3 separate regions of the Mus musculus genome follow, and all the other regions are linked to region 1. A link is a loop called in an ENCODE intact Hi-C map of the cell type or tissue named here. Cell type or tissue: heart. All regions are shown on one strand. Links, peaks and the distances in the headings refer to the core of each region. The heading gives the core; the rest is flanking DNA.

What was found. A loop is a pair of places that touch in the nucleus more often than their neighbours do. Peaks named below come from ENCODE experiments on the same cell type or tissue, not always from the same donor. Only the 100,000 strongest peaks of a DNase experiment are listed, where the experiment ranks them.
Region 2: a loop joins it to region 1, with 1.8 times the contacts of the local background. A loop is called at or near these places in 4 of 42 quality-filtered maps.
Region 3: it touches region 1 in a loop (1.8-fold over the local background); 3 of 42 quality-filtered maps call a loop at or near these places.

The regions. Positions count from the first base shown.
Region 1 is chr8:122,771,356-122,781,101 of GRCm38, reverse strand. Acsf3 (acyl-CoA synthetase family member 3) reads right to left here and starts at 5,616. Exons shown (of 10, transcript NM_144932.4): 1 at 5,512-5,616; 2 at 467-1,156. The coding sequence starts at 1,132. It overlaps Gm39271 (a long non-coding RNA gene), which reads left to right and starts at 5,654. Exons shown (of 3, transcript XR_879309.2): 1 at 5,654-5,818; 2 at 6,769-8,996. In heart, for the core only: no CTCF peak of the experiment used is centred there; a DNase peak (open chromatin) is centred at 5,461; H3K4me3 peaks cover 1,349 bases; H3K27ac peaks cover 1,380 bases; H3K27me3 peaks cover 1,749 bases.
Region 2 is chr8:122,714,518-122,724,263 of GRCm38, reverse strand. No RefSeq gene overlaps it. Among named protein-coding and RNA genes, the nearest start is that of Gm10612, 22 kb to the right of the region's middle. In heart, for the core only: a CTCF peak has its summit at 4,523; DNase peaks (open chromatin) are centred at 3,257, 3,743, 4,313, 8,265 and 1 weaker place; H3K4me3 peaks cover 1,576 bases; H3K27ac peaks cover 3,699 bases; H3K27me3 peaks cover 4,208 bases.
Region 3 is chr8:122,694,309-122,703,828 of GRCm38, reverse strand. It overlaps Gm10612 (predicted gene 10612), which reads right to left and starts at 5,970. Exons shown (of 3, transcript NR_166074.1): 1 at 5,810-5,970; 2 at 5,556-5,722; 3 at 3,669-5,022. It also overlaps a transcript of Cbfa2t3 not described here. In heart, for the core only: a CTCF peak has its summit at 6,387; DNase peaks (open chromatin) are centred at 3,028, 4,528 and 6,048; H3K4me3 peaks cover 3,472 bases; H3K27ac peaks cover 5,260 bases; H3K27me3 peaks cover 1,166 bases.

The sequences.
Region 1 (9,746 bases), core at 591-8,590:
TCCTCTGTCCGCTGCCTGGCGCTTCACTTCACTGTTCCTACTGTAAGGAGACTTCCCAGGACATAGTCACACTTTGTAAAAAGTGAGCACAGTCAGTGACTGGTTCTGGGCGTGGCAGAATATAAAGCTAACACACAAGGCTGGAGTTGACCGAGAAGTGGCTCCTGTTTCTAGGGCGCTCATAAATCCCAACCTTAGGTACTGATCACACACCCCGACAATGCAGGGATCCAGTGATCCCCCTGTTCTGTGTGCCTCACCACCACCTACTGTAAGCTGATGGGTCACTGCTACTCCTTGTCACCAAGCATTTCAGAATTTACAGGGTAGTGACAGCTGTGAATGACACTAGAAAAGCAGGCCACCCCGGGAAGCACCTCAGGGCCCCACTCAGTGGTGACCATAAATGAGGCCAGGACAGTGAGAGAGGAGTACAGAGAGGCCCCAGGAGCACCCTGGCACTCACCACAGCGGCTAGGTTACGGTGGGTGCTCAGTGCACCCTTGGGCCTCCCTGTGGTCCCGCTGGTGTAGAAGATCATGGCACCCCGGTCACGCCACCCACTCTCTTCAACTGGCTGCTCTGTGGGCTTCTCTGTTGCTCCATGGTAGACGGCAGGCGTGAGCGGCAGAAGAGGGACTCCCAGCCTCTGAGCCAGTGGACTTAGCCGCTCCAAGTACTCCTGGCCAACCACCACCAAAGAGCTCCGGGAGTCCTGGATGAAATACTCCAGCTGGGCCTCAGGGTGCTTCCAGTACAGTGGGACAGCAACACCACCACTCATCCAGGAGGCCCACTGTGCTACAACGTAGGAGACGTCATTGGAGCACAGGAAGGAGACCCTTTCTTCCTGGAGGTCCCCAACTTTACAACCCTGAAGCCTGCAGATCTCCTGGGCCAGACAAAGGCTGCGATCATACAGTTCCCTGTAGGTGTGATGGCCATATTTGTCAATAAGGGCAATCCTGTCCCCAAAGGCCAGGGCACGGATGAATACCGGGACACTCCCATCCGTGTGGGCCTCTGGGGTGGTAGGCAGGAGGCTATGTCCTCGGTGTCTTCTGGGAATCAGCTGACTGGAGGCCAAGGACCAGAAGAGACGCCTGAAGGGCAGTGCCAAGTGAGGTGGCATCACACCGACAAACCACTGGCTGGGCTGGGGAGGATGAGAGTGTAGAGTGTGAGAATCTGGTGCCCACCCAATCCCTGCCCATAGCAAGGTTTAAAACACGCCCTCCAAACACACCCAAAGCACACCATAGCAAGGTTTAAAACCCTCCAAACACACCCAAAGGCTACAGAAACTCTTAACATAGCATCCCCTAAACAAAGGGGCTAACACTCTCCGTGGTACAACCTGTTTAGAAAGTGTCTAGTATCAAAGCTTTTTATTTGCATTCTTTAAAGAGTTCAAAACCATGCAAAAGTTCCGAATAATTTAAAGTTAGAGAAACCAAATACAGTATACGTAAGGTAAAACCTGAATAATGGATTTTGTGATTCTGAGCCTGGAAAATCACTAGTTAGTAGACACAGGCATTGCAGGGACTCCAAAGTCACCCTCGCCCCTCTCAGATCCCATCTGAGACACAGCCTGCTCAGGAAGACACAGCTACTTCTCCCAGCGTGCCCCAAAGCGTGGTGATTCAGCAAACGCGACTCAGCAGAACCTAAGGAAGGCTAGACAACATCAGTTTGTCTTCCCGAGTACAACTACTAAGTTGTAATGAAATACGCAGCAGCTGTGTGCTCAGGAGAGGGAGGAGGTCACTGCTGAGCTCTGTGAAGCTGAGGTCCATCCCAGAGCAACACAGAGGGGCCATCACACTTCCACACCGGCTCTGTTCTAGATCCGCTCCCCAGTGCTAGCTAGCAATGTCCCCTGCTCTGGCTTTATAACCCTCATGTCACATGTTCCTTATTATCTGGCAAGATGACAACCCCCACCCTGTCTGGACTCCATCAGTTAGAACACATCACTCCCCACTAAGGCCCTTTGGCTTCAGCCTCACCTACCCACCAATCACTTGTGGCTTTCATTTGAGCAGCCTCCCCAACCACAGTTAAGAGGCAAGAGGCCATGCCTGCTTTGGCAGACACAGCTGAGCTGGATCAGTGATCAGTGCAGAGGTTATGGTGGGCTGAGGGCACTGCTACCTGTCTCTTATCGAGGCACTACACATTCACACTAGACATCACTCATATGAAGTCAATAAAGTCACTTGCTGATGGGAACCTTGCCACCACCCCAGGCCATGTGGCTAATGTTCCCTGACAGATACAACAGCTGGCATGCTCTGGGGTGATAGCTGAGAGCCTTACAATATCCTAGGAGGCCCAGGAGAAGGACATACCCTTGCCTCGCCTCCCTTCAGTTCCCTCTGCATCTCGAAGACAACTGCATGTCACATTCCCTCTGTGAAGTCTGTCTCCACTAGCATGTTCTTTCTGACACATACCAACTTTTCTTTTTCATTAGCTTGCCGGGGTAAGCCAACACGCCACTGCCTGCTATATGTACTAAACACAGCTTTGTTTTTAGGAAGAGTCTCACTGTGTAGCTCTGGCTGTCCTAGACCTCTCTCTGTAGACCAGGCTGGCCTTGAACTCAGAGATCAGCCTACCTCTTCAGTGCTGGAATTAAAAGTATGTGCCACCACACCAGGATAGCGTTATTCTCTTATATACAGACTATTTGCAATACTTACATAATTACCTGACAAAACAAATTCTACATCAATAAATAGTCTGAATACTAAATTTTGTTCTGTGCTCAAGACCTTTGGGAATGACTGCTTGCCTGCCTTCTTGCTGGGCTTGGCTGCTCTCGCTTCTATCCAGGTGCTCAGGTCAAGATAGCAGGAGAACTCCACCTCACTTTTCTGTGCAGAAGTTAGCTTGTGGCTGCTTGCAGGCTCTAAGCACATGGGGTCTGCATGAGGCAGTGAGGGCCCCACAGCTGCTCTCAGCTCTGCTCCACAGGGGCTCAGAGGTCCCAGGCTGTTCACACTCTGGATTTCTACTTCTATAAAGACACCAAAAAAAAAAAAATGCAGGCGACAGCAGGGCTAGGCAAGAGAAGCCAAGAACTTGACAGCCATGTGGGCTTCCAGAAGTCAGCAAGCACGGAGTAAATCGGGGTGCTTTAATTCTCACGCCAACAACTTCTCTATTTGTTTCACAGTCAGAGATGCCAAAAGCAAGAGAAAGACGCGCTGGGTGGTATTTCTGAGTTACAGACTTGGGACCAGATTCCTGTGGGTTAGAGTGTGAGATGTCCCAGGATGCTCTGGGGGAAGAGTGGATCAACAGGAAGGATATAACATCTGTCATTCATCTATTTTCTCTGCACAAGGGAACAGAAAATAGAGAAACTCACACAGAAAGACCTGCTGTGTGAGAGACACCAGAAGCATCTAACATGATGCTACACTACAGCCTCCAAATGGCACAACTCTCCTTCTGAAGCACCCAGAGAGCCCAGCACTCAGGAGGTACTGCCTGTTGCCTAGCACCCAGATGTGGAAACTCATCAGCATCAGGAAGCTGCACAAAGGAACCCCGGAGACCAGGTTACTGATGAAGAATTGCCTGGAGAGATGATGGCACACAGGAACAAGGGCATGGGAGAGCCCTCCTGATACAGGCCTCTAGTCCTAGGGAGGGCAAGAGCTTGGATCATGAGAAAGAAGCCCTCTTAGCAGTAGCACAAATACGTGCAAACCTTCCCCCCTTGTTGCATTAACACTACGACCTTAGGGACACAAAAGTTGTGCATACAGTACGCTCACACAAGTGATCATGGCATTAACTGACACTAGCCAATGGTCCTTTGAAAAGCATAAGTAGATCAGAGACACTCAAACACACTTGTGTAATAGAGCGCTGGCCTCCACCAATCTATCTGGCACCCTCCTTTGGACACCTCCGTACCCCATGAGGTGGTAGGGCTGAGTCAACCTGGCTAACCAGGCATAAGCAACACAGTAGGGTGGTCACAAGATTTGGAGCAGGCAGAGTTGATGCAGCTCCAGGACCTCTGGGGTAGAGTCCTGAGCCCTGAACGTTGGTAGCCATGGACAGACACTGGGCATCAGGAGGTATCAAGCCAGGCTCCTTGTGGAATAGACTCAGTTACAGTTACCCATGGGGCCCTCATTCTGTGAGGAGACACCCACACCAGCAAGAACAGTGGCCCCCATGAGGAGGACACACTGACCCTGGGGTGACAGGTCAGAGAGGGTGGTAGAGGAAAGAGCAAACTGATTCCTGTGTGGACAGCTGTACTCATGCTGGGGTGGCACTGCTGTGCCATCGTCAGTTCTTATAAGTTCTACCATGTCCCCTCTGAGGCACTGTCTTACTCTCTCATATATGGAAATGGGACCAGTGCAGGCCTCCAAAGCCACTTTGGTCTTTGTACTGGCTGGATTTGTGTCAATTTAACACAAGCCTGATTTATCACAGAAAAAGGAGCCTCCCTTAAGGAAGTGCCTCCATGAGATCCAGCTGCAAGGCCTTTTCTCAATTAGTGATCAAGGGTTGGAGGACCCATTGTGGGTGGTGCCATTCCTGGGCTGGTACTCTTGGGTTCTATAAGAAAGCAGGCTGAGCAAGCCAGGGGAAGCAAGCCAGTAAGGAATGTCCCTCCATGGCCTCTGCGTCAGCTCCTGCTTTCTGACCTGTTTGAGTTCCAGTCCTGACTTCCTTTGGTGATGAACAGCAACATGGAAGTGTAAGCTGAATAAACCCTTTCTTCCCCAACTTGCTTCTAGGTCATAATGTTTGTGCAGGAATAGAAACCCCAACTAAGAAAGTCTTCAAGCATGAGCCTGGCCCAATCATTAAACATCTGTCAGCATTGAGCTAACTCCCAGCTCGTCCAACCAGAGCCAGTTCTTTAGGGCAAAACACTGTCTATTCAGGGCATCTGGCTGTGCATGGTTCCCTGACCCACTTCATGTCCAGGGATGTCATCAGAAAGGTATGTCTACATCCGTCTGGAGACAAGGGCAGCAGGGACACCGGTTTTACAATAATCACGTTGGCCTTGAAAACGCTTAGCGCATTTCCGATTTCAGGACTCCCTCTCGGGACAGCCTATGGCTTAGATGTGCTCCTACAGCAGTATCTGGAGGCTCTCACGGGTCTTAGTGGTCAGCCACAGGCAAGTTCCCTCCCTTCCAGGATGAGAATCAACACACTTCTCTTTTAGAGAAATTCCCGGACCCGCTTCCAAATCCAGAAGCCCTTCCTCGCATGCACGCTGGTCCCGTCCCTGACGCCCTAGTCGGCTCTCGGGACCCATCCGAGCCAGGACCCTGGCGACCTGCATCCCACACGGTGCTCGGCGCAAACAAATCGGGGAGGGGTTTCGTGTGACGTCATCCCGGGTCCTTACAGAAGTGTCCCTCACGCTGTGACAGACACCTGCCCGACAGGTCCCACGGCCCCCGGGTCAGCTCCAGCTCACCTCGACACCCCCTTTCTTGTAGTCTGCTGCGCGCTCACCTGGGGTCAGGCGGGGTTGGGGTGGGGGTGTCAGGGGTGGGGCACGGGAGTGCGAGGTTGTCCAGGTAGGTGAAGCGGGCCGGAATGAGTCCTACACCTAAAAGTGTCCGCAGGCGAAAAGTGTCCGTCGATCTAATACGTCCCGGGATGCAGCGCCTGAGAAATGCGTTCCGGGAACGAACGTTCCTGCTCATTCGCATACTCCATCTGCTCGCAAGTCTTGAGAGGGACTGGCAGAGAGTGGCCTTTAGGTGCCTGACATCTGTTACCAGATCTCTGGATCCATTGTCCTGATGGAACAAGTACTGTGAGTTGTTTGCATTGGGTCCTATTTAACTGTTGTTATTGAGACAGGGTCTCATGTAGCCCAAGCCAGCAATGTAGCTAAGGGTAACCTACCTCTACCTTTTGAGAGATGACTAATTATAGGCTTGCTTCGCCACATTCGGCTTACGTAGTGCCAAGGATGAAACCTGGGGCTTCACACATGCTAGACAAGCACCGCAACGACTTGGAGCTGTATTCTCAGCTCTCAACGATCATTTTAATAGGCATGATGGCTCCCGTGGCCAAAGGGACCACACAGCTGTGGTCACCATCTTCGCCAAATCAGGATGTAAATGGACTCCCTTGGCCCCTGAAGAGGGGTTCCTCGGCTTGCAGCTGGGGGGGTCTATATGCTAAACACACCTCTGTGACACAGACCAGGAACTGTGGCAGGATGGAGGCAAGGTCTCATTCTGTAGCACAGGATGGCATTAAACTCCTGGTAATCCCACTGCCTCAGCCTCCTGAGTATAGGGATTACAGATCTATGCCTCCACAGCCAGTTTTAGGGTAGGATACTAAATGCTTTCTGTACAGTAAAGATAAACCTTGAAACACTAAGGTCTGTTTGTCAGTGGCAGCAAAGCTATAGACAAAACTCCTCTCCCTGCAGCAGCTGGGGAAGTCTCACAGACCTCCATGTAGGTAAAACACGGATTCTTGACTTAGGCTTTCAGGAAGATTCATTATGAAGCACATTTGGAGTTAGCAAGACGTAGCTTTAATATAGTTTTAAGCATTACCATTGAGACATACTGGTGAGGGAACTGATTTAGGCGAAGGATGGTAGACGCCCTAGTACTGATGTGGGCTTCTGAGGAGAGCACTGGGTGTCTTTACAATAGCCATACACAAAATTCAGGAGGCTTCTGAAGTTATACAGTTTCTAACAAACTTTTTGTTTCCTTTTCTTTTCCCTTTTTTGGCAAGTGAGATCAAAGAGAGGAAGAGGCAGAGAATCAACGTGAATCAAAATGTCTAACATTGGGATTTACACCACAGACCCTAGGACTTCTATGCTTAAATGTCTACACCCAAAGCATAGTCCTAAACATGGCCAGAATGGAGACAGATTCTGTGACCCCTGGGCCTTGGAAATCATCAAGAGTCTGGATTTGGGTTTGGAGTGCTCAGTTGTTAGCATAACCCCCAGGATTATGCCTAAACAAGACATGTTAATCACAGTATTTAGAATGTGGAAGCAAAAGGATTAGAAATTCAGGGTTATCTGACTACATAGAGAGTTTGAGGTCAGCTTGGGATACATAAGATTGTCTCAAAAACAAACAAACAAACAAACAAAACCACAAAACCATCAAGAGAAGAGATAGAGTGGCTGGAGAGATGGCTCAGTGGTATTCCCCTCCCAGGGGGTCTGAATTTGATTCTAAGCACTTATACCAAGCAATTCACAAATGCCTGTAACTCAAGCTCCATGGGCGATCCGGCTTCTGTGGTCTCTCTGTCTCTGTCTCTGTCTCTGTCTCTGTCTCTGTCTCTCTCTCTCTCTCTCTCTCTCTCTCTCTCTCACACACACACACACACACACACACAAATAACAAGAGGCCCACAGGGTCCAGTCCCATCCAGCCCCTGAGCTTCTGATTGACATTTCAGTGACCACAGCATGGGTTGTCTGGAATGACCAGATATTTGAGGTTATCCAGATAGTCACTAACAGAAGAGATGTGGACTAACCAGCCAGGAAAAACAAATGCAGAAAGCAGGCATATCCATGTGAGGAAAACTCCAGCACGACCCCCATTACTGTCCTCAGCTGAGTTACAGATGTCCTGAAGGACCAAGATGCTCTAGCAGAGAGTTCCCCAAAGGCCTGAGGACTAGGAAGAGTGGTGGCTAAGCAGGATCCTCCACAGAAGGGCTGGAAACAAGGGGGAGGGGTGTGTCTGGACAAACAGCCGAGGTGGAAATCGAGGGGGAAGAGATTGGCTGGGTCTGCTGGGAAGTCTGGTGGGCAGGATTTGAGGTTTCGGGAAGGGAAAGTGGAAAAGACAGAACAAGGGAATTCATAGGAGGAATTCAAAAGAGCCAGCAGAGACAAGGCCATAAGGGCCTGGCACAGAGAATCAGGTGGACACATGAACTTTGCAAGTGCAAGGGTGGAGTGTAGCAGTTGCCTCTCAGAGGGAGGCTGTGTGCTCAGTCCACCAGAGCACTTCCTGCTGCGGGAAAGTGTGAACTGCCATTACTCTGGCCTTCTTCATCACTGGCTCCCCATCGTGGTCCAGGACAGGTGCCTGTCAACAGATGTGAGATAAATGGTAGTAGCCAGACAGCAGCACCTGCAGCCTTGGGCAGGAAGCCAGCTCCCACCTTCCCTCGAGGAGATGGCTGAGCCATCCCACGTGACAGTTTCAAGTCAAGATGCAGCCTCTTTTTCCACCTTGGGTTCAGGTGGTTGAGATGACTCTGCACTTTCTATGCCACATCTCACAACCAGACACCAGACCTTTCCCTGCCCCCATCAGATGCCCGCATACTCCAGACACCTGCACACCTGCCCTTTCCAGGAAAAAAAAATCTCCTCACTGCAGCATCCTGGAAGGGGACTCAGCCCCTCCCCCAAGTCCTTTGCACCTCCAGCTTAATGAGCAGAAGCTGCTGGGGGCGCCTGGGTCACACCTTCTCACTTGACTGAAGCATAGCCCAGATCTGGCTGGCAGGGAGTTTGCTCACGAGGGGAACTTCCGCAAGCTGTGAACGCATTACCTTCTGCAAGCGGCCTGTTCTGTAGGCGCCTGCACTGGTGTCCTGGTGAGACCCAGCCCTGGGAGTACTGATGCCACCTTGTACCTGGTGACTGAGAGAAGAGATCGTGACAGTCTCTGACCTGTTTTCTGTGTCCAGGCTGGTCCAGCCTACATGGAACAGGGCTGACCCAAATTTATGGCTAGACACTGAGAGGTCATGTACATTCCCAGGGAGGATATGGAAGGTGCCCTAGCCTGTTTGTTGTTTCCTTGATTGATCCTGTATCTAGAGAAACCAACTTCCACGGAGGGAAGACTCAGGAACAGCCTGTGGAGAGTCTGCCTGAAGAAAACAGAGGCTTCTGTTCACAGTCCCATCAAGTGTGTACTGGCCAGCAAATCCCACAGTACCCATGGAGGCTGAAGACCATGTACAACTTGTGGGAGGTGTGATTGTGCCCTTCTGTGTTTTAAAAAACTATTTGTTTGTTTGTTTGTTTGTTGTTATTTTATGTACATTGGTGATTTGGCTGCATGTATGTCTGTGTGAGTGTGTCAGACACCCTGAAACAGAGTTACAGACAGTTGTGTATGTGGGTGCTAGCAATTGAACTGGGGTCCTCTAGAAGAGCAGCCAGTGCTCTTAACTGCTAAGCTTTATCTTCAGACCCCTCTTCTGGATTCTTGATGCTTGTGATTGTGTGGATAACATTTGTTATTTTTCACTCATAAAGTTTTTTTGAGACATGGTCTAGTAAATTCCAGGCTGGCCTCAAACTCATTATATATCTGAAGGTAACGATGACCCTGAACTCCTTGCTCCTTCTGCCTCTGTTGCTCAAGGTCTGGGATGTCTTTCACACATAGTTTATGGGTGCTGGGGATTGAAACCAGGGCTTCCTGCAGGATAGGTAAGATCTTCACCAACTGAGCCATCTCCCTAACCCTAAAGGCTGTGAAGTTCTGAGGCAATGTGAACATATCAGAGGAGTAAGGTCTGGCTTCCATCTGGGAGGGGACATGGGAGGGGCAGGTGAGCTTCTCAGACCTTCAGCTCCTCATCTGTAGGAGAGAAGGCCATTTCCAGTATATATTATAAAAGTCAAATAAGGAATCCCAGGTAGGACACAGTGCCAGGAGAACAACAAGCATCAAACACATCAGACACCATTCTGTCACAAACCATCTTTATAATTT
Region 2 (9,746 bases), core at 971-8,970, 57 kb after region 1:
GTCTCTCCCTGTCTCCATCCCTCTCAGAGCCCCGTCTGGTGACTCACATTCTTCTCCTGCATCTCCAGGCCTTGGATGGTCACTGTGAAGGCTGCAGGACAGATGCTGTGTTCCAGCCAATGAGAGGACAGTGTTGTGGGTAGAACAGCACCCCCAGGCCTCTCCTCCGACTTTTTAAATCTACATGGGGAGCCCTGCATACACCTTCTGGACCCTTTGACATTTCCATTTACCCCCAGCATGGATAAACCTGGGATATCAGGCTTTAGCCCTGTGCCTAGAACAGTGTCTAGACGCTCCTCTGTGTCCGCATGCGTTGTCTCCTTTTCCATTCCCACGGTGGCCGGCAGGTCCCACACGCCATGAGCAATGAGACCGCCCACCTGCCACCAGACCCCCCCCCCCCATTCCCTGTGTCTTATTTGCAAAGCTGAGATGGTGGTGGTGACCAGCTCTGGAGGACGCCGTGCTCATCACCCCATTTGCTGCTCCCAGAGACCACCTGTAATGGGAGTCACACCCTCTGAGGATTATCTGTCCTCCAGAGTCAGCGGCCCAGCCACGGTACAGGCTCTTGCTTATTTTTGTTTCTTGTTTGCCAAGCTAGAGCATCCTATGAGGAGCCATTGAGGGAAGAACACTTTTGTGTTAGCTCATAGTCCATCACAGGGAAGACAAAGAAGCAAGCACTTGAGAGAACCGGTCATGTTGCACGTGCAGTCAGGAGCAGAGCGAGGCGGATTGATAGAGGCACACGCTAGTGCTCAGCTTGCTCTCTCCTATGCTTATTCAACCCAGAAACCCTGCTCCACCATGGGTCACCCGCCATGGTCACCCGCAATGTGTGAACCGTCTCAATTAGTGCAATCAATACAATCCTCACAGACCATCCCAACCTTGGCAGCACCTCACTGACACTCCCAGGTGATCCAGATTGTGTCACATTGACAGTTTAAACTGACTATCACACCATCAGACTTGGATGAGGACATGTGGGCGGGTCACTGAGCCCCTGTCACCTCCATAACCCACTCTCAAGAGAGAGCCTCCTGTCTCTGTTCCCAACCCTCTGCTCACTGTTCTAATGAATGACAATGTGGCTGATATTTATATTTACCTGAGCCCTCTGGCCCTTGCCTCTGTGGCATTTGATCAGTAAGGAGCCAATCCTAAAACAGACCCTTTCTTTGTGGGGGCTGGAAGTGGAGTTAAGGCTGAGAACAGGCCACTGGAATGTGACTGCATTTAGAAGACCAGATTGCTCCAAAACCTAGAAGGATCCTGTCAGTCAAAAACATGTGTCAAAGAGGAGGGTTGCAGCAGTTCCTGCCCTGTCTTCAGAAGCCATTTCTCATTGCACTCAGTACACTTTCCTGAGGCACAAGCAAGGGCTGAACCCTGCGCTGTCTGCTGACTGGCATTAAGAGGCAGCAAAGACAGCAGAGTGTGGAACAAGGGGACACAGCATCACTGTGTCCCCTTGGCATCCCTAGCATCCTTGTTGGGAGTTCCTGTGTCAAGCTCACAGGAGGCAGGACAGGCTCAGAGGTTGGGGACATGTCTGAAGCCATGTAAGCAGGAAGGGTAGAGACAGTGTGTGATCCAATTTTGTCTTTTCCAAGGTCCATCTAAGTTCAGGCATAGTTGCCTTCTGTGCCTCGGTTTCCCTGGCTATGGTAGAGTTGTGAGAAGCAAGCATGCAACTTTGCACACGCAGAGCAGACGGATGGGATCTGATGCTCATCTCTCAAGGCCTTTCATGGCTGATGCTGGGACCCTTCCTGGAAGGGAGTGAGCAGGCTGGAACCTGGAAGATGGCCAAGGTTTCTCTTCCTTGGGTGACACCCTCGATGGGCCTGCCTGCTTAGCTTGGAAGTACTTACAGGTCGCTAGAGAATGTTTGATGTAGGTGTGTGAGGCAGGACCAGCAGGAGACTGAGGAGGCGTGGCTTCCAAGAGAGAGATGAAGCCCCATCTGGGCCCTTGGAGCTAAGCGCCACGCCAGCTACAAGCTCTGCTGGGCACTGAGCTCAGCCTGTAGGTGTGATGATGCCACAGGTCTGCCTTGCTCCATGCAGGACCTTGTCTCTGACCATCCTGGCATCTCTTTGGCTCTCAGAGCCCTCTCAGGAGTTTACAGCAAACCAGAGAGACGGGGGTGGGTGGGGGCAGTAGAGAGACTGTTCAGCCAATAGTTAAGAGCTCTGGTAGGTTCCGGTTTTCCAGAGGACCCTGGCTCAATTCCCAGCACTTGTATGGCGGCTCACAACCATCTGTAACTTCAGTCCTATACCCTCTTCTGGCTTCTAAGCACCCTGCCCACACACAGTAAACAGAAATACATGCAAGCAAGACCTCCTCCACACATGTAAAACGAAAATAAAGCAAATCCTTGGATGGGGATTGGGATCTTTTGTGCAGGGATAAGAACATTGGAACTCCTGGTTCCACAGGTAGATCAGGGGTGCACGGCTTCTACACCTCATGACTTCCGACATCTCACCTGGAATGTGTGCAGGTTCAAGCTCCCGCTGGATCTATATCCTTGGCCTCGTATCCCTGTCACCTTCCAAAAGGCCGCTTGCCACAAGATCCTGCCTCAGGTATGCAGCTAAGGAGTCCAACCAAGATCTGCAAGCGTGATCTGTGCCCAGGATGGTATGTGTGCTGTGCCAGAGGCAGAAGGCAAGCTGAGCGTCCTTTTCAGCCTTTGCTCCATCCATTGCTTCTGCCTGAAGCATCTTTTCTGACTGCCCTTAGGCTCCCTGCCCATACATCCTGTATCTCCAGCCCCACCCAGCATCCAAGGCTGGTGAGTCTTTCTCCTTCCCCTCTCAATGTGCCCAGGAGTGCCCACAAGCCGGGCTCTGTCCCCAGATCTGGGGTCAGATGGTGCGTCCTGTTGTGTTTGGGGGGGAAGCCTCAGTATGAATAGTGACAGGCAGAAGGCCTCTGTAGAGGGAAGTATCTCCACTGAGATGTGACAACGACGACGACGACAAGGAGCCAGATGCCTGGGTGCCTGGCCCCTGTCAAGGCCACTTACAAAGAGAGACTGGCACGGAAGTCAAATGGACCACAGGAGACCCAGTCAGGAGGCCTATTGCACACTGTAGCAGCCAGGAGCCGTGGGGTCTGGGCAGGCGAGCAGCCTTGGCTGGACCGGTTTCAGCAGTAACCCTGCTGCTCTGGGCATGTCCCTGTTTTCCCTTCCTGTGATAAATGTGCTTGTGTGAGCCAGCATCCAGTCAGGCTCTGACAGCTTAAGGGAAGGGGAACGCTGGATGCCAGCACACACTTCTCAAGGCGGGTGAGGTCTGCCCTGAGAATGCATTCAGAGCTCAGGAGGACTCCAGGGACAGCTGTAACCCCCTGGCATCCCCTCCACCAGGTGTTTGAATCCTCCCCACCTGGCCCCTCCATCTGTGTGCCAAAACCTCATCTCTAAGAGAACGTTGAGACCCTGAGACAATGGGGAGGAGAGGAACCGTAAGGAAAGTATTTGATGATGAGTCGAGCTATTGATGGTTGCGCTCACCCCCCCCCCTATTTTCCACGGCCTTTAAATGCCTGCAAGCGGATTAATAAGGTCTCGGTAATAGCTGGCAGTCTATATTTATTCTATCTGCGATGCCAGTTGGTCAGGCCCTGTGAATATTGATGATGGCCGGGATTGAGGGCAGCGGCGCCTGGCTTTATCTTGCCCGCGCAGGCTGCCAGAGCCCTTATCAGCCCGGCCGGCTGCTGCAGCTGCGTCTCCCGCAGGCCCGCCCCACCCCGCCTCCGCCGCTCGCTTTATAATCAGAAGAGAAGTTGCTGCCTTGATATTTCCATTTTTATCTCTCCTATTTACTTCATTTAATGTCTTTCAGGGAATATTTTCTCTGCAAGAAGGCAAGTCTGTGGGTCGCCTACATCTTACTCCCCCCTCCCCCGCTCCTTGCCCACGTTGGAGAAAAGCGGGAGAGGTGGAGCCCCACTCTAGCCCTTTGGTCCCTCTCTCTGTTCGTGTTTGTCTGCAGTGGGGGCTATGATTTCCTCCCTGGTTCCACGCTCGTGGCTTCTTCTCCCTGCCCTTCTCTCTCCTCACCCAGGACTTTGGTTCCCACCCCATCTGTCCCCTCCAAGTGACCCATGGGTCAGCTCAGCATCCTCTTGGTGGTTAAGGAGACTGACCCACAAGCCCCTGAGACTACCCCCCATGCTGGCTGACCATGCAGGCTCAGAGGCTGCCCTGAGGGGCTGTGCTGCCTGCCTGTGGTCGGTCCAGAGCTCCTGGCCTGTGTCTCCACACAGCCCCTGATTTCAGGAGATGTGGTTATCTTCTTCTCACAGACGAGGAAACCAAGGTTCTGGGAGGTTATCAGCTGTGGCCACTTGCTTCTGGCTGGAAACTTGTGACAGAGAGGGCGGGACAGCAGGCAGGCTGGGACAGGTCATGTGCACACCAGAATTTGGAAGGAGTTGGTGCTGAGCTCTGCTAAGCCCTACTTTGCAGAGGGGCAACGCTGCCCTTACTGCCTCCTTTAGGCAGCACGTGGGAAGTGTACCCTGAAGCCCCTCTTGGGTAAGAAGTCTCCTGGCCTGGAAGTCCCACTGCCCTCCCCCACCTCTCCCTGCCACCCTGTGTTTATCTTTTTTCTGACAGTCTGTGCTGCCCCATCCCGGTCAACTCCAGACCCACACCCACACCCACCCACACACCCCCAACGGTTCCCTGGTCCAAGACCATCAACTCCCCTACCACAGGTCAGAGTCTTAAACCTTGCAATGGCAAACATTGACCTTATTTTTACAAAGGTCTTTGTGGGTGACATTAAGTGAAGGATCTTTGTGGCAAGAGCGGTGGAACGGTCCTAGATCCACTGACAGCGTTCTTAGAAAAGAAAGATTCAGACACACGTGGGCATGGGCACTGCCACATGAGGCAGGCATTTCAGGATGGAGCCAGCCTGGCATCCAGGTATTGGTGATGGGAGGTGTGTGTGTGTGTGTGTGTGTGTGTGTGTATGTGTGTGTGTGTGACTGAACCTGAAACTCTCCACTTTGAGCCTGGTTTCTCCACCTACCAATACTGCAGTTACAGCCAAACAGCCGTGTTTACATGGGTGCTGGGGATTTGAACTAAGATCTTGGTTTCACAGCAAATACTCTTACCCATTGGGCCACCTGCCCAACCTGGCTTCTGTTTTAAGCCTGTACTATGGAGTCTACTGTTCCAGCAGTCTCAGGAAGCTTCCACTGTGAACCCCACTCGGCTCCAATGGAGACCCAGTTCACTTTCGATCTCAGTAGTGACTCCTGCCCAAAGCTGCCCAAGGGGCGTTTGTTGAATGAATGATTAACTTACAGGGAGGGATTGGCCCGTTGGCAGGAGGCTCCAGCAGGCCTGGAGCCAGCTAATAGGTTCAGGGGTGTCAAGTTCGGGAAACTGAGAGCCACACGACTGTCATGGCCGTGGATCTCCAAGTGTGTACTCTGACTCCCGGGGCCTCACAGTTAGATGTCCATCCTTCTTCCTGGGGGTCCTGAGCCTCCGTTCAAAAACCTGAGCTTCGGCAAGTCCCACCTCACCCATGGAGGAGCCCAGCTGCCCAGCTGACCCAGATGTTCCTATAAGGATCTGGTGAGTCCACTGAGGCCTGACCTGAAATAGGGGATTAGAAAGTCCTGGAGCCCAGCAGAACTCCAAGTGATTTTTGTCATGACGAAGAGAAAGGTCAAAGGTTATAGGGAGGAGAAGTCCCCTCATCCTTCCTCTTTCTTTGGAGATGGTGAAACTTTGATCCCACCCAAGCAGCTCAGGAAGATCTGGGGGTCAGATCCTCCTTGATTGATGAGTCACCTGCCCTACGGCTCTCCCAACACACAAAAGGGTCTGGCCATTCTCCGGTGGCTTAGAGGAGAATATCTAGAGGTTCAGGCCAGAGGAAACAGAGAAGTAGACTGGAGGAGGAAGAGGTGGCAGAGATAGCAAGCTTGGGTATCAGAGAGACATGCTGGATCCTGGGAGGGGCCTATGACAGTGGGGACATTGGACACAGTGGATCTGGTAAGATGGATGCCCAGCGTGGTCACAAAGGAGCGTTTCTGGCCCTGTTAAGCAGGAGGTGCTGGGAAATCCCCAGGGTGGCCCCAGCCGCAGGTCCAAGGAAGAGGTCACAGGAAGCCGAGAAACCAGGTTTCTGTCTTACATGCAGGTGGCCTGGCACAGGTGGGCACTGGTGTTGAGAGGAGCAGATGTCCTAGGCAAACTGAGCCGAGAGTCCTGGAATGAACGAGTCACAGTACCCTGGAGTGGGGGGACTGGATGGAAACCAAACACAACAGAAATGGTCACCCGGGGTCACGCAGGTGATGCTGTCAAGGGCCCATGTTTCCTGGCAATGGGAAGAATGAATTAGTTATACACCCAACAGGAACACATCTGGAATTGAACAAGGAGAGCTAAAAGCCGCATGGGAAAGCCTTGCTATGAGCATTTTCATAGGGTATTTAGCTGGCACATGAGGGGAGGGGGGTCTTAGGAATCCCATCCAAATGGCAAGGGGGTCGTGGATTCTGGAGTGAAGAGGTGGAGTTGTGCAAGCTGACTGTGGTACAGTGCATACAGCAGACAGGGGACAGTGTATACAGCAGACAGGCAGACAGTGACTACAGCAGGACCCCGCATTTGTCCAAAGGGGTTTAACTGTTATGTGTCTCCTTTGCTGCATGTAAATTCCACAGGTGACACTGATTGCAGTAGGTCACAGTGTTGGGGAGATGGTGACACAGCAGAGACACTGACTGCTGATGACCGCTCAGTATGTCTGTCAGCTCTGCCTCAGGAGCAAACATCCTGCCGTGACGGCTGGGCAGTCACGGACTGGCTATGGCTGTTCCTCTTATGGTGCAGACAGGATCAGCACCTTGAGGCCATCTTGGAGCTCATGGTGGGACCTCACCATCCCGAGCTGCTGCTCCTACATGTAAAATATAGACCCTACATGTCCCAGGCTCAAGGGTTAGGAGACAGCATTGCAGGCCTTCCCAGAGAGGTAGGGAAGTCCTCAGGCAAGGCAAGGAGGGAGGGTCCTGGTCAAGCTGGCACTGTCTGACGTCTGGGAGGCTCCACAAGGCTCCAGGTGAGGAAAGAGGAGTGAGACAGGGGGACAGAAGGACTCAGGACAGAGCTGAGAGGAACAGAACCCAGATGGACTGGAGCCATGGCAGGCATTTGATGTGGTTTTGACTCCCTGGATCCCCTCATGGCCATTGTGGATGGGATCATAAGGAAGAAAAAGAAGCACACGCGGGCCCACAGTGCCTACAGCTGTGTGCCAAGAGCATCCTATGTCTTTCCTGGGCATCTGGGACATGGTCAGCGGAGGGCGGTCTAGGGCTACCTGGGACCTAGAGTCTCTGCTGTGGACCAGTCTCATCCTCAGCCTGCAGCCTCCTCTGCAGAGGATGCTCCATTTGCTCTTGGTGCCAGCCAGGCGATCTGCCAGGCCGCACAGCTGTGTGCCAGATGCAGAAGGCCAGGGGGCAGCTGTCCATCTGCCTCTTCTCCCAGGCAGCGCCTATTTTTAGAGGCAAAGCCTCAAAGCTGGGATGAAGCAGGCGAGCCTGCCAGCTGTGGGTGGGCTAGAGAGGGCTCAGCCAGGACCACTCGAGTGAGGGGCAAGCTTCCATGACAGTGTGCCCGAGGTCTCAGCCTGGGACCCTGAGGCCCAGGCTGCCTGCTTCTTCTCTGTCTTGCTTTTCCTTACTCCCACCTCTCTGGGAACACCTATGCTTGCCTGGCCTCCAGGTTCCCGGTTTCCTAGGGCTTCTTGCCTATCACCTCCCAAAAGGTAGGATCCACTTTGGATCCTCTTCCTTCTCCATTTCACATCTCTGATATCACGTTATGAGGCAGGAAATATGACCCTTGACCTCTGCCCCATCACCCTAACATCTCCCAAGGGGCACCTCTAGTTGCTCTTCCCACACGGGATCATCTGGATCCTTCCCCACCTGCCAGCGGATGCTGTGGGTATCTCCCTCTGCTCCACCCACCCTGGATTTCATCAGCTCTCACTCTCAGCTCCATGGCAGCTGCCTTGCTCCCCTGGCACAGCTCAGTTGCTCCATCTCACCCCTGGACTATGGCTTCACACATATAAAGCTTGCAATGCCATGATGTCACCTCCACACCAGCCACCCTAGCACTGAGCACCAAGATCTCACTGCCCTGGTGCCCTTTTGCCTCCTGTGACCCGCCTAGATTCCTGTTTCTCTCCTTCCCAAGCCATGGCTCCAACTTCCACTTTCCACAGCTGGAAAATCCCTGACCAACACCCAGCCTCCCCTGGCCACTCCCGGCTATAGTGTTTTTCACTGTGTATGGTCAGAGGTGTTTAGCTGTGTCCAGGCTGGACTTGGCCGTCACCCTATCGAAATAAAGCATCTATTATCACCCCCGTGAGACCCTCACAGTGGAGGGAGCAGGGAGATTCATGGGACTCATGGGACTCACCAGACCCCTCCCCCAGGTTGTATCAGAGATGGAAGGTTGACAGGAGCAGGAATCTTGCCCATAAATTACCCGGAGAAGTTCTGTTAGTTTAGGTACCTGTGAGATCCCCATGTGCCTGTAGGTAACCCGAATTCTTTCTTTGGATGGTGGGTGTCTTCTCAATCTGGGGTGAGTAACATTTCATGGGGGGTGGAGAGAAATCACTCAACAGTAAGGTAAATTTCAGACTTTATAGACCCCTTCCAAGGACTGGAAGCGATTTGGTGCTACCCTCAAAGACAGAGAATCAGGGCACATGGCCTTGTCACGGCCTTGGTTAATCCATCTTCTGTCTAGGCCACAGGAAAGTCAGAGGAGAATGACTGCCATCAACAGAACCAAATGCCCAAACCGTAGGTGTGTGCCAGCCATGGGCTCCGTGGAGCCGTCCCAGCGTGTGACCCCCATCTGCCACCCACTTTTCCCAATTCTGTACCCTACAAGGGTCCCAGAGGTCCCTTGTACAGGGTCTATATATCAATGATATCAATGGCCATGTCAATTCGGGACACAAGACCTGCCTGTCCACAGAGTGTCACTGGTTCACGTGCTGTGCGCAGGCAGGGAAGGTATGCTGGAGTGGTAGAAGGAACGGGCCACCATGGCGCTGCAGCTCTCCAGAGAGTCAGGAGCCCACCAGAGCCAGGCTTCTGCCCTTCCTAGGCCCTTGGGACTCAGCGAGGACTCGGTTATACTTGGAACACAACTGTGCCTGTGTTCAGGGAAACAGAGGGGTTCAGAGCAGAGGTGGGCTTGTCATTCTTGGTTAGGAGTTAGTAGGCACAGGGAAGGCACACAAAGCTGGAGTAAAAGCCACAGCTGCCTCTATGCCTCGAACCCACTGACTGACTATGTGCAATCTTCCTGGACACTAAGACAGGTCAGGATGACCTAATGGCATCCCACTGATGTGTACCAAACAGGCCCATCCAGGCCTCACCAAGGCTCGGGAATCATCCCAGTATGTCAAATGGCCTTGTACATTGCAGCCTGGGCCAGTCCAGCTCCTGGTCCTCCGTGGTATCAGACAAGGCAGAGAGAGTTTGTCCCCAAGTGGCCACATTGTCACAAAGTACAGACTCCACAGCATCAGCCCATGCTTGGGATCCCCCTCGGGTAAATGCTGGTTCTGACAGGCTTTGTTTTAGGGCCTTTGTGTGTTAGTCCATCAGTGGTCCCAAGCCACGGATGTATTTTAATTCAG
Region 3 (9,520 bases), core at 1,521-9,520, 78 kb after region 1:
GTGTGTAAGTGTGTGTGTCTATGTGTGTGTTTGTGTGTAAGTATGTGTGTCTGTGTGTGAGTGTTTGAGTGTGTGAATATGTGTATGTGTGTGTTTATGTCAGTGCATTTGTCTGTGCATGTGTCTTTGTGTATAAGTGTGTATGTGTGTATGTGTGTGTTTCTATGTGTGTATATATGAGAGTGTGTGTGTATATATATGTGTGTGTATGTGTATGTCTATGCATTTGTCCATGCATGTGTCTCTGTATATGTGTGTATGTGCGTGTGTCTCTGTGTATATATGTGGGTATGTGTGTATGTGTGTGTGTGTGTGTGTGTGTGTGTGTGTGTGTGTAGGTCAGAGAATAGAAAAGTACAGAGAGTTGGTTCTCCCCTTCCACTTTCTCTCAGGTTTTCAAGCTTGGTGGCAAGTGCCTTTACCCACTGACCAATTTCACCAGTCCTACCTGATGTTTAAGATTACAGATAATAGCCAGACATGGTAGTGCGTGCCTGTACTTCCAACATTCAGGAAATAGAGGCAAAAAAAATCAGGGGTTCAAGACCAGTCATAGTTACATAGTTAGTTGGAGGTCAGCCTGGGCTACTTGAGCCCTTGTCTTAAATTAAAAAAAAAAAAAAAAAGTTTAGTGAAAGCCCGTGGTCGAGCCCCACAGCCTCTAAACTGGACCGTGATCTGCACGTGCACAGAAAAATGTTACTAGAAACTTCATTTTTAAAAAGCAATGCAAATTTGTTTTCCTCGCAGATACAAGTTAAGTTCCCTTCCATTCTGTTCTGAGGTTACTTCAATGGCAGCACTAGTTTACACAGAGGGTCCAGTTTCAGGAGGAAACCTGGCTAGCCACACCAGTGACTCATCAGATCCAAAAGCTTTGACTCCAAGCGTCTCCCAAATCCTTCCAGGTGCCTAAAACACCCGTCACTCTCTCAGCCAGGCCTACCAGGATCTCCATGACCACGACACACCTGCAAACAGCCCACCGACTGGAGGAAGGGCGGCACCCTTGGTGTGACTGTGAAGGCGGGGTTGGAGGCCCCAAGGGAAGCTGACCAGCAGGCACCAGGTTCTGTGGCTGCCTGCTGCAACAGAGTATTCAGAATGCTACCAGTACACTGTCCAGGCCTATTTAGAGCTCCCTTTAAAGCGCCCTTCAACACCAAAGAAAGATAGATGGAGTGAGAAATTACGAAGGAAACAGTGCTCACGCCTAAGGGAGATTTTCTCATCTCTGCCTGTTTCTGCCTCTGTGGTTCAGGCACCTGCTGCCCCGGGCCAGCTGCACTTCTGGCTTCCCAGACCCAAAGGAAGTGAAATTAAAAGAGATTGCTGAGGAGAGCAACTCCCCAAGAAGGGTGAGCCTCCAGCCCCAACCTCACAGTCATAAAGAAACCAGGGGCTGCCCTCCACACTGGCCCCTTAAAGAGAAAGTGGCTTCAGAAGGGGCTTCCCCACCAATAAGCAGGCAGCACCCAGGCTCTCAGGATGCCTGCTTCTGTGGGTCATTGCATTGTGTGCTGGGTCATATACAGGCTGGACTCTCCCTTGGGACACCTTGGTTTCCTGCGGCTGAGGGACCCGGGCTTGATGTAACAGTGGCCAAGGTAGATAGGACTTTGTGCCTGACAGTTTGGGTCATAGATGCCTACAGATTCACCAATCTGGGTTAAGCCTGGCTGAAAAAATGCCAGCCCTTTTTCAGCTGCTGGGTGACCTTGCTGAGCCTCCAGGTGATGCACTGGTGGCAGTGATGTGCTGGTGGTGGCAACGCTGACACTTGTGCCTCACTAGAGGCTGAGTGGGTTCTCCGAGGTCACAGGCAGGCCTCGCACATCCAGGTGTTCAGCAGATGCGCTTCCTGTGTGGTTTGCTGAATTTATTTCTGTTCTCAGAAGCACCTTAAGGGGCAGCCGTAGAGTTTTCCAGAGATGTAAGCAAGCCCCTAAAACATTGGGTCCCAATTCCAACCCTCACAAGGGGTTAATTCCAGCCTAGGGACCCAAAAGCAGGCTTGTCCTCTCCAGATGTACATCTGATGATCACAGTCCCCGTCCCGGATTTCCACGTGTCACCCAGCCATGCGCTGTGTCACCTGCTCTCTGGTTCTGAGTTTGCTCAGCCCCACCCTGTACTGGGCAGGGTTGGTGGCCAGCACTGGACAGGCTCACCTGTCACCCAGTGTATGGCTCCTGCTACCCACCCTAACTAGACAAACCTCACTTGGGACCAAGAAGCAGAAGTTGGTGGCCTGCCGCTCAGCTCACAAGGAGCTGCACAGGTCACTGTTCTCCCCCCTCCCCCCAATCTGGAGCGGCTGGGACTTACGGCCCTCCTTGATGGGTTTAGAGACTAGAGACATCAACCTGCAGACCCTATCCTTTCTGTATAAAGTGGATTGCTATGAGACTTGTGTAGCCTCTTCTTTTCATCTGTCTGTCTGTCCACCCATCCATCCATGATGCATCTGTTCATCTACCTACCCAGCACTCATAGAGTCTCACAACCTAGAAGAGGAGACAGTGTAAGCTGAGTGCCTCCTTGCCTCCAGTCTCCATAGCCTCTGAATTCCTATTCTCAGCTTTCTGGTTAGACAGCAGATTCCTAAAGGCCTGGAAGGAAGGCTGCCCCAACCTGGAATCACTCAGCCACATCATTAGAGAACTTTGATGGACAGCTGTCTCCTGCAGTTTCCAAAAGACAGAAGCAAGGCCATCTTGATGTCTGGCCACCCTGGCATGGGAAGAGTGTGAGGGAACAGGAGGGAGCCCCCAATCCCTGGCATAAAGCTGGGTGCAGACTGCAGACGGCCATGGTTTCTGCAGGGAACCGCGGCCCCTCAAGCTCTCTGCAGCCACTTCCTTCCCCACTCCTTCCTTATCTATCGGACCACCCAGCGCAGAAAGCCACAACCAACGTCTACTTCCCCACAAACACCAACTGCCCTCCTGGGGGCATAGGGAGCGGATGATCACCCCCAGGTGCTGGGGCAGTCCCCCACTTGTGAGCAACTTTCTTCTCTTTCAAACCCCACCTCCGTGAGACCTGCTGATTGGAAAAGCATGCGGACAGGGCAGTAAGCAACGCCAGGCCTCCTCTTGAAAGCGGAAGTGTCCCATCTGTGGGCCCCACAGGTGCAAGCCAGGAACATCTGCCTCGGAGCTGGTGGGGAGCCACCCACTCCCACCAGCCGCACCCAGGGTCCAGCCCTGCTGCCTCTTGGGCTAGGGGCTGTTTTCAAAAACCCCTCACTGCCCCTGATCCAAACCCTTCCTTGGCTCACTCACTCACTCTGATATATTTGGGGGGAGGGGCTGTGGCTCAGCTGCACTGGTTCTGGGGACCATGACACTGCTCTGTTCTTCAGAGGTCAAGGAGCCTGGCCCCTGCAGGACTGCTGGCACTGAAAATAAACAGACACAACCCAGTGCCCTCGTTGATCCCATGCTCCACCCTCATCAGAACACAGGGAACACAGTGACACTGGTGGACTGTCCTATCTCACAGCAGGGTCCTCTCTCCTCAAACCCTGAAGAGAACAGTCAGCCAGCAGGGTAGAAGGGGCAAGCAGGACCCCATGTTTTGGAACTCAAGACCTAAGCTTGTAGCTTGTTGTATTACTCTTAATTTCAAGACACTCAAGGCCAAGACAGTGACATCCAGGAAGACATGAAACAAGGGGTTTTTAGTAGCCAACTATCTACATGAACAAGCTAAACGTTAAATCAAAGCAAAGCATAGTGGCCCTATTAGCATCCTAGGACCATGTCTGGGAACCCTTACCAGGTTTAAGAGAACATTATTCCTTCCCATGAAACCACCCTATAGTTTCATCACCGTTTAGTAAGTGGCTTTCTCTGGAACCTGAAGCTATAATAGCATTATTTCTACTGGGATTCACTTGGAAAGGGGCCTGGAGTTTCTCCCAAGTAGACAGCCTTTCTAGCAAGCTCCAGGTCACTAGGCAGAGAGGCCAACTGCCTATGTGTGGCCTGTTTGGCTCAAGCTTCCTTTAAAGAAGGTAATATAGGATGGGGTTTCCACAGCTGGGAGACTAGACTGTGACCCTGATCCTATCTGAGGCCAGGCACAACATGACAATGGAGATTCTTCCAGGCAAGAGGTGACCAGAGAACCACTGATGGTGATGGAGAGACCACCTGAGCCATGGGTGGGCAGGAGGCTGGTCAGAGTCCTGACCATGCTCACTCCTGACTCTGCCAGCACCCCCAATAGGTCGTTCATTGGAGGGCAAATAGAAAGGGTTTCTTGGTCTTGGGCAAAGTGTGGCTGAAGGCAGGCAAAGTGGGTGGAGTCTCTGGACCTCCCAGGCCACAGGAAGGGCTATGCCCCATGGGAAGATAGACAGATGAGCCAGAGGCTCTGGCCAGGATGGACATTACTCCAGGGTGGAGGAAACACACTCCATGAGCCACACCAGATTGGGCCCAGTGGGAGGTCTCAGGGCTACAGGCGGGATAGGAGGAAGTTGTTGGGAAGTCAGACCGGAATGGCATGGTGGAGGGAGAACCGGCAACCAGGCAGATGGTTCCTGACGAGGAAGCTCTGGGCACAGCTGCAGGCCCCCGACCCCCACCGCATTATCACTGTGACACAGCTGGCTGCCTCACCCCTGAAGGCTGCAGGAGGACCTCCCCCATGCTGTCCCCAAGCCCGCCCCGTGTCACATGAGGCCCTGCAGACTCCCACCCTCCGTCCAGGGCCACAACCCAGCTCTGCCGGCTGTAGTGACTAGAAAGGCCTGGAGCCTCCAAGGAACAGAGGCACGGGCTCCGAGACGCCAAAGCTCCTCCAGCCCTCCTGTTCTCTCCAGACCCCACGAAATCAGAAAAGGTGCTTCAGGGTGGGCTCTGGAGGCCGGCCAGCTCCCTCCAGCCCCAGGTACCATCAATCTCCGGCTCCATCTGCAGCTCCATGTCCCAGGCATCCACCACCACTCTGGAGAGTGGGGCACTCCTCTCGGGACCCCGGGGTCTTCAGAATGGAAGCCCAGGTAAGAGGCTGGGGGAAGGGGATGGGGGGAGATTAAAGAGTCAGAAGCTAAAACAGGTGGAGCAGGTGACAGGAAGGTGACATCTCCAAGCTGCCGTGTGTGTGTGTGTGTGTGTGTGTGTGTGTGTGTGTGTCCAGCTTTGTTGACAGCGTGGCTGTGTTGACCTACCTCAAATATCAACACAGTCCCCCCACCAACAGGAACGTGTCCCTCACAGCTGGGGCAGGTGGCCCCGTAAGAGCATGGCAGCTGCCAAGCCTGAATCCTGGCCCCACCCAGAGGCAGGTGCATGGCTCTGTGTAGGAGGGAATGGGCTGTGTCTTCTACAGTGGGGGCTTAGGCTAGAACTCAGGGGCTCTCAGATACTTCTAAATACAAAGAGGAGGTTAAGGGCAGGACAGGGCAGGCCCGGGCACATAAGCATTACTTCCAGCAGAGCATTGGGGGAAATGAGGACCTGTCTCAACCTCATTTCCAGCCAGGGGCTGCTGGCTTTAGGGAGGGAAATTCAGCAAGCAGCCATTTCCCCTACATCACTCACCTCACTCCAAGAACCTCAAGGACTCAGAGATGCAAGCAGGTGGCTCCATCCCGGCTCACAGGCACATGGCCACACTCTAGGCAGCCTTTGGATCCTGCCTGAGCCCACGGTGCTTGTGCTGTGGCAGTCAGATTCACGTCCAGATCCTGGGCCCACGGCACCCTTTTCTGCAGAGGGAAACACTGCGAGGTTTGCCCAAACCTGCGGCTTTCCCAAGGCCCAAACATCCAGACCCCAGGTCGTCCAAAACATACAGGACTCAAACGATGGTGCCCAGGTATATGTGGCCCAACTTCCCCACAACAACATGTGTTATTTTGGGCTTTGGCCAGGTGTGGGATTCAAAGACACCAGGGAGAATGCTCTTGTTCACAGACCCAGATGTGACTACCCTGCAGGCGAGCGCAAGGGAACTACCCTTCCCAGAGGATGTCCTCATAGACCCACCGCCCTGAGAGCTGCCGCCAAATCTGTCCCCTTTGCTTCCTGCCCTGGGCCAGGTCCTTCCTCCCTTCTATCCCAATCTCCCACATGGCTCCTCTGAGACTGGGAGGAAGGCAAGAAGTCAGCCGGAGGTGGGAGAAAGGCCACTGTGCCATTTGGATAGAGCAGTTTGGAGGGCCCTTTGAAGCTCAGGGCCACGAGATGTGTTTGAACTTGGTTGTGCCTTTAACATGGATGGGGTATTGGTGGAGCAGAGGTGCCCAGAGCAGTCTGCATATGTCTCTGACAGAATACTCACCCACCAGTGTAATGTCCCCACTTGGTGCATCCCAGTAACTCCCTAAAAACCTCACCCAAGGAGACAAATGTGGGGCTCTGTAATGCCAGAAATCAACACCAGAGGCAGCATAAAGCTGAGCCACTTTGGCAGGTTTAGATGACTGTAACCCTCCAGGAATCTGAAAATCTTGGAGACAGAACATGGGTTAATTGGCTTTGTTGATTGCCAACAACCTTTGCCCTACAAAGCCAGTACATACCGAACACCGTAAGCTGGGTTCACCGTTAACAGCAACAGAGTAGGACTCTGCTGTGAGCTGAGGCATGCCAGGCTATGGGTGAGGTGGATAGCCAGGGCATGGACTTTCATCATCCCTGTGACAGAGAAAGGAACAAGGGGTCAGCACTGCACAAAGCCACCCCACTCCTTGGAATGCTGGTGTGGTATTCCTGTCTACTGCAGACCCCAGAGTGCCGCGGGGCAGAAGCAGGTCAGGTAGAGTGTTCACAGTCTTGTGTTTATTAGGCATCTATTGTGGGCACTATTCATAGCAGGGCACTGTAGGTCTTGGAGGTTTGATTGGATGGTGGCTTGCTTCCCAGGAGTGGGGCCAGGAGGGTGCCGCATACTGAGGGAGACCTTGAACACTACCCACAGACATTGTAGGCTGGAGGATCCAGATGGATGTATCCCCTTAAGCCAAGCTTGCTGGTGTGGCCTTAGAGAAACATGGGGCCCAGTTCGTCAAGCAGGAGGTAGAGAGTGCCACTTGGTGCAGGAGCCCAAGCGGAGGCAGGAGGGACAAGGTAGAGACAGATATCTCAGCCCAGACTGAAGTTCTGAGCCCAACCCTGGGCTAGCTAGATTCTACTAAGTATTCCCTCCTCCCTCCTCTCCCCTGACCCCTCTCTGTCTCCTCTCTCCCTCTCCCTGTTCTCTTCCCTCCTCCTCCCACCAGTCCCACCACTGAGCTTGAATGTTCATGGGGCCCTTCCACGTGCATAGATTCCACTAACCCTGAATAGAAATTACTCCAGAGAAACACTGGGTCTCTTGTAGTTGTTTTTATAGGTCTGTCCATATGTGTTAGAGATCATGTCACCCAGCACACATGCACAGGTTCTGTGCCGATGTTGGGCCATTTTGTAGGAATGACTTGGGGGCCACGCCTTTTGGTGTCATGGTGCAGCCAGCCCTGGAATCATTCCCTGTGTTAACTAGAGATGAATGGGGAGCTGACACAGTGGGTTTCCAGGGGGGGTCTCTCACAGGCAGGGACCAGGCTGTCGGAGGGTTGCTCACACCTCCACTAGAGCATCCAGCCTGCCTCTTCCAGCTCCTGCTGGATCTAGGCACCCCTCATCTATGGCAGCCTTGCCCACCCTGTCTGCATCCTTCTAAGGCTGCCTTTCTGGCAAGGACACTGATCCTGGGATTTCAGTCATTTTAGGTCTGGTGCAGGATGGAGGGAGGGTGCTGTCCAGGTCTGCTGTGCACGGCAACTGCCACTTACAGGAAACCAGAGCCTTACTTTCATGGCTGATCCCATGGGTTCCGGCCGCCAGGGGCACAGAGGACATCCCAGGGCAGCCACAGTAAAGACCAGCATAGAAGCCCACGAGTACTTCCACTTCACACTTAGCCTCCATGTAGGCTGCCTGGCCTCTGTGCTTGTTGGTGGGACCAGCTTTGCCAGGGATGTGACTCACAGAGGAGGCAGGCTCCCAACGGATGAGAGAAGACTAATGTGGGAGAAAAATGTCTGAGGTGACATGTCCCAGAAAGCAGAACTGTGGGCCTCATGGGAGTTTGCAGACAGCTAACAGTGACCTTTGGCCCTGGTCTGATGGAATGATGGTGACCTTTGGCCTAAATCTGTGTGAGTGACTGTGATCTCTCACCCACATCTGCTTGAAATGAGGTGACCTCTGACGATTTCTGTGTGAGGTGACAGTGACCTCTGACCGGTATCTGCTTCAGGGGATGGTGGCTTCTGACTCAAGTTTGTATGATGTGAAGATGACCTCTGACCCATGTTGTGCCAAAACACCTTCATAGAGACCTTCCTGTTAGGCTCGCCAGCTCTGATCCTGGGCTGTGACCTTGAGCTCCACCCTCAACCTCCAGCCCCTCTCCTTCCTGACTCAGGCCTGGTGTGCTCAGAAGCCTGAAGCAATAGGTTGTGGCCTGTCCTGCCTCCACGTCTACCTCTGTCTTGCTGGCCACATGGTCTCAGGAGCTTCTTTCTGTGTGAGGTTGTGTCTTGAGAGACAGCAGAAGATGATACAGAGGCTCCCAAGAGCACCCAGCATGCTTTGCTGAGCCTGCAGCCTAGATTTAGGGGCACGTGGGTTCAAGTGCAAGGATCTCTGCTGCGGTAAAAGACATAGCCCCACAAGCTCAGCCCTGGAGTGAAAGGACCAGCTGTGGAGCCTTGGTCATCCCTTGGTCCTATCTGGAAGACACACACACACACACACACACACACACACACAGAGAGAGAGAGAGAGAGAGAGAGAGAGAGAGAGAGAGAGAGAGAGACCATCATGAGGGACAGTTTGCAAAAGTCAGGCAGATAGAGGAAGGCAGAGACCCCAGCATGGGCAGAAGAGAATATGGAGGCTAAGTAGGGGTCACCACCAGACCTCTTGTTCCTCTTGCTGTCACGATGGACAGTGTCCCCATCCACTCACACAGAGTCCAGGTAAGGCAAGGTAAATGCTACTGCTGTAAGCCCTAACGTTCTCTCCTCCCACCCTGGGGACAAGAAGACAGTTCCTCCTGGGAGATAGCCTGTCATCCCCATACCACATACCATCTTCATCAGTAAGACAAAGATAAGAGGCCAGGAAGATTGAGATCTGAGTAGGGTGTGTGCAGTCCAGGCCAGCTTCCTAGAGACAGTGTCCCCGGGGGTGGGGGTGGGGGTGGGATGGGGGAAGCTGCAAGCTACTCCTCAGGCAAGGGCAACTTTCGGTTCTTCCTGTAGGTTACGCTGAAAGCTTGGTGGGCGTGCTAGCCTAGATAAGCCCCTGGTCTCTGATCCCTGAGGGAATGCCTGACCTGCTCCTTCTAGAACTGCCCACCACCTCAGTGGGGGAAGCCAGGAGAGGAGAGAAAGTGGTCTCTCTGAAAGTGATCTACCCACCCATCCCTGGGAGTAGTATAGGCCTGGAGGTGTGGCCAGCATGGTGAATTCTCCATGAAGTTCCCAGATGCAGGTCTACCCAGCCCAGGAGGA